Regions from separate parts of the Homo sapiens genome. Here region 1 is linked to region 2. A link is an interaction called in ENCODE POLR2A ChIA-PET data of the cell type or tissue named here. Cell type or tissue: IMR-90. All regions are shown on one strand. Region 1 overlaps PAK1IP1 (PAK1 interacting protein 1). Region 2 overlaps GCNT2 (glucosaminyl (N-acetyl) transferase 2 (I blood group)).

What was found. ChIA-PET counts read pairs that join two places held together with the same protein. Peaks named below come from ENCODE experiments on the same cell type or tissue, not always from the same donor. Only the 100,000 strongest peaks of a DNase experiment are listed, where the experiment ranks them.
Region 1: POLR2A ChIA-PET joins it to region 2 with 10 read pairs; 13 of 35 experiments call an interaction of 5 or more read pairs at or near these places.

What each region holds. Positions count from the first base shown.
Region 1 is chr6:10,699,533-10,702,032 of GRCh38, forward strand. All of the region lies in intron 2 of PAK1IP1 (PAK1 interacting protein 1), which reads left to right. Among named protein-coding and RNA genes, the nearest start is that of PAK1IP1, 5.8 kb to the left of the region's middle. In IMR-90, no CTCF peak of the experiment used is centred here; no DNase peak of the experiment used is centred here.
Region 2 is chr6:10,553,974-10,556,473 of GRCh38, forward strand. The region is part of intron 3 of GCNT2 (glucosaminyl (N-acetyl) transferase 2 (I blood group)); the gene reads left to right. Among named protein-coding and RNA genes, the nearest start is that of GCNT2, 34 kb to the left of the region's middle. RefSeq lists an enhancer at 1,753-2,500. In IMR-90, no CTCF peak of the experiment used is centred here; no DNase peak of the experiment used is centred here; H3K4me3 peaks cover 622 bases; H3K27ac peaks cover 909 bases.

The sequences.
Region 1 (2,500 bases), 150 kb after region 2:
GGCAGAATCAAGGGAGAGAAAGACTGAACAGGTAAATTTTTTTCTTCAGTACCAAACATTTTATGCTGTTTTTGTTGCATTTTCCCAGGGGACAGAGAATGAGGAGTAACTCAGCCAAGAAAGTTGGTTTTCTGCAAAGAAAGGCAGATAAAATGGTGCCCTTTTTCCTACCCAATCTTACATGTATTTCAGAGGATCCACACCAGGCATTGGTTTCCAGCAGTAAATTTGCAGCGATAAATGGCTTCCTTCTATTAGGTGTTCCCTTAGTTTATTCAGACTGCTATAACAAAATACCTTAGACTGAATAATTTATCAATAATAGAGATTTATTTCTCACAGTTGTAGAGGCTGGGAAGTCTAAGATTAAGGCACCAGCAGATTTTCTTGTCTCGTAAGGACTGGCTCTCTGTTGCTGTGTCCTCATGGTAGAAGGGCAAAGCAGATCCCTGCACAATTCTGTAAGGTCAAGCTTGAGAGTTGGAGCCAGTTTAAAAAAAGCAAACAAACAAACGAAAAAAACAACTTTTTTTTTGGCGGGGGCGGGGGGGCTTCTCGCTCTGTCACCCAGGCTGGAGTGCAGTGGCGCGATCTCGGCTCACTGCAGCTTCTGCCTCCTGGGTTTAAGCGATTCTCCTGCCTCAGCCTCCCAGGTAGCTTGGATTATAGGTGCCTGCCACCACGCCCAGCTAATTTTTGTATTTTTAGTAGAGACGGGTCTAACCATGTTGGCCAAGCTGGTCTTGAACTCTTGACCTCAAGTGATCCGCCCGCCTCAGCCTCCCAAAGTGCTGGGATTACAGGCGTGAGCCACCGCGCCCTGCCAAAAAAAACAACTTTTATAATGTCGCCAGTCCTCTAATCCCGTTCATGAGGGTTTGCCCTTATGACTTAGTCACCATCACCTCCTAAAGGTCTCACCTCTTAAACTATCACATTGGCAACTAAGTTTCAGCAAATGAATTTTGGGGGACACTTTCACACATGGCAGACTGTCCATTGCTGCTTTAACAGCTGTCTTGCTCTTCATCAGAAGCTGAGCTTTGAGTGATTCAAATATACATTCTTTTTTTCTCTATCTCCTAGTCCTAGTTTGTTACAAAGAAGGCTTCTCTCTCAGGTTTGGAAGAAATAAGTTAAATTTGATCTGCCCAAACCCATTAGTACAAGTGTTCAACAATAAGAAAAGGAATTACATAGAAGGAGTTTAGATTGGGGGGTGAATGAAGTAGGGCTCTTGGTTTCTTGGTTTCCTTTATTTCTTGTATAAATCCTTTTTTTCTTTTTTCTTTTTTTCCTTCAACTTTTAAGTTCAGGGGTACACATGCAGGATGTGCAGGTTTGTTACGTAGGTAAACGTCCCATGGTGGTTTGCTTTACAGATCATCCCATCACCTAGGTATTAAGCCCAGCATCCATTAGCTGTTCTTTCTAATGCTCTCCTTCCCGCAACCCTTCCCCTCCCACAGGCCCCAGTGTGTGTTGTTTTTCCCCTGTGTGAGAACATGTGGTGTTTGGTTTTCTTTTTCTTTTCTTTTCTATTTCTTTCTTTCCTTCTTTTTTGAGATGCAGTCTTTCTCTGTCACCCAGGCTGGAGTGCAGTGGCAGAGCTCGGCTCACTGCAACCTCCATCTCCCGGGTTCAAGCGATTCTTGTGCCTCAGCCTCCTGAGTAGCTGGGACTACAGGCACACACCACCACATCCAGCTAATTTTTGTATTTTCAGTAGAGACGGGGTTTCGCCATGTTGGCCAGGCTGGTATTGAACTCCTGACCTCAAGTGATCTGCCTGTCTCGGTCTCCCAAAGTGCTGGGATTACAGGCATGAGCCACCTCGCCTAGCCAGTGTTTAATTTTCTCTTCCTGCATTAGTTTGCTGGGGATAATGGCTTCCAACTCCATCCACATCCCTGCAAAGGACATGATCTCATTCCTTTTTATGGGTGCATAAATCCTATTTTTCTAAGAGTTGCTAATAGATAAGCTTTTTTCTAGGGAAGCAAATGTGGGAAACCAAACTTTCCAAAGTGAGAAATAGGATAATAGGGAGAGGAAAATATGAACAAATGAATGAGAAGTGTGTGGAAATGGATCAAAACAGATCTGAGTGATAAGGATTGGATTGTGGCTGATTGGGTAGCTAATTCACTGTTTAGAAAGTGGAAGTCATGTGGCAGTACACCTGGTTTGTTCCCCAGATTAGCTTGTTAGCTGATTAGTTTTGTTTACTTCTGCTCAAACTATCCTAGCCAGCCACCTCCTAAATTTATAATTTGAAGACATAAAGCAAGGACGTGAACTGATTTGTTCAAATCTGTATCTAAACTGGAGATACTCTGCTGAAAATATTTGCATAGATTTGAACAACTGTACTTACATGAAAAAATTTAAGGTATGTTTTAGTAATATTAAGACATTGAGGCCAGGCACAGTGGCTCACACCTGTAATCCCAGCACTTTGGGAGGCTGAGGTGGGCAGATCACTTGGGCCCAGGAGTTC
Region 2 (2,500 bases):
ATGGCCCCAGGGGAGTGTTAACATGTCTAGCCTGATTAATTGGCTAGTTTGGGAATAATTCTATCCAAAGTGAGTGACAAGGCATGGCTGGCTAGTGTCAACTTTGTCCTCAGCTATAGTTAAAGGCAGGCCTGGAGGGCTGACTTGTTCAGTCTCAGTAGCAAAAAAGTGCATGGTGTCTGGATAAGCAGGTTGTACAGCCTATTAGAAAAGAAAGGTAACAGTCTTCCTCTAATGCAATAAGGGATTTTTTTTAAAGTTCTCCTGTCAAGATTTTTTAATACCAGAATCTGAGAGTGGAGAAAATTGGCCCAAGGACAGACAAAAGAGCTGGGAGGAAAATCGACTATATTTTTCAACACACAATGCCATTTGAAGTACTGGATTGAGTACGGAAGTATTACGAACATTCCTAATTTGGTTAGTGTCTATATTTCTTAATATAGTAATGCTATTAATGTCTGTCTCCTAAGTTTGTATAAATCCAAACCCCCATGTTATTGGCCAGTTGGAAACAATAATGTAAACAGACTCTGTTGCCCAAATTAAGTTATGTGCACCGAATGCTTTGTCAAACTGTAACTATTTTAATGTTCATTCTAAGCCACAAATCTTTGCCAAAGAAGATACTGAATTACTCTCTTTTGTTTAGGAGTAGAATACACAATAACCTAATATTTAAAAGTATTATTCAGAAGAAGAAAAACTTAGGATTGAATTTTTCTTTATCATAAATTTTAGATCATTCTCTTTGCTCGATTCCATAGAAGACACTAAGAATTAGACTGAACTGCTTTCTCATTGTATTGTTTTCTACTTGACCTAAAAATCCAGGGGTGGGTTATATAGAGAGTTTATTTAGGAGACTTTGGTAAGGGAGAGAGAAAAATAATGTACAAGCTGGAAACGCATGAAAAATGTAAACAATGAAAGTTAGAAGAATGGAAGCGACAGTGTGCTCAGGAAATGATGTGTCATTTGGTCGGAGTTCAGGGTGCCCCTGAATCCCAGGAGGGTAGCACTTGCTTTCCTGCCCATTGTGAAGGCAAGGAATCCGCGTGTTGTCCTATCAATTCCATTCATGGCAGGGTAGAGACTTTTCAAATGGAAGAAAATGTGCATTAAAGGACATTCTTTCTGCATGGGGTGGGGTAGTGAACGTGTTGGGGTTGAGGCACGGAGTTGTTTAGGTCAGGTGAATAGTGAGGGGAAATGGGCAGGCAGTCAATGGTTAAGTTGGTGTTTTGCAAGCCATTTTAAGAGGATACCAAATAAAATGCATTAATCTACATTTCATTAAAAATTAGTTGGTGGGAAAGTGGAAAGTTGAAGATGAGAACTTTCCAAGTAAAACAGCTTCATACTCCTTGGCCAGAACACCACTATATTTACAAATAGGGGATAAAAACACCCACTTCCTAGGTGGTCCATAAGCTTAACTGGGCAGGCATATGACACTTCTGAGCATTTGATGCCGTTCTCTGGGGGGGTTAAAGCCTGAATGCCCACCAAATCCCCTGTCTGAGCATCATTTGTGACCAAGATTCAAATTATTTCCCATGAAGCTCTAAGGTCTCATATAACTCAGTGGATGTAGCTCACGACTTCTTCTTTTGACCCCAGTATTCTAAGACAAACACCACAGCCGAAGCTGGAAGTGAGAGGAGAGGGGTTCGTTTCAGAGTCAGGAGCCCAAGGCGCCCCAGCAATTTCAGACCCCCTGGGACAGGAACTCCTCCTCCAGTAAGCTCTTGTTTTGAAAAACAGTGGGGTGGGGCCAAAAAAGCATTACAATGGAGCTGGGATGGATGAGGCTTTCTTTTATTTGAGATGTCACTTGTGTCACGTTTCCTGAAACAGCACGTTGGAAAACAGAAGCTATTTTCTATCCCGTGGGTTGCGCTGGAAGAGCTGAGAGGCCAGGCTGTGGATCCTTGCCACGAACAACAAGAGAGGGCAAGTCCAGCCGCCTGCTAGGGGACTAGCAGGAAGCGGCACGCCTGCCAGAGCTCATCACTTCAACTCTGGCTTTCACTGCGCTCATTCCCTGAATGGCAGTAACCAGGGGGCGGGGGTGGCATGGGAAATGAAAGAAAGAGATATGGGAAACTAAATCTGCCGGGGGAAAGAGAGTTACCGGAGTTTTAGCAAAACAGCTAGCAGATGCAAACGGGGAGGCAGAGGGAGGAGGGAAGGCTGGGCTTCAGCAACCTGCCACGGGGATTTAAACAAAGGAGGTTTGAGAGAGGCGGGATCTGGCTGTAATATCGGCACAGGGACAGAGACAGCAGCTGGACTCTCGGGATGAAACGGAATCGATTCCCAGCGTCTCCAACAGGGCAGGAGTGAGTGGAGTATGTTGCAAAATAAGAACTCAGAGAAACGAGTGAGTTTGGAAAAAAGACTTACAGATTTTGACGGTCTCTTGACATTTCACCCTTCTTTGAGGCATGCCTTTATCAATGCGTTACCTCTTCATAATTTCTGTCTCTAGTGTAAT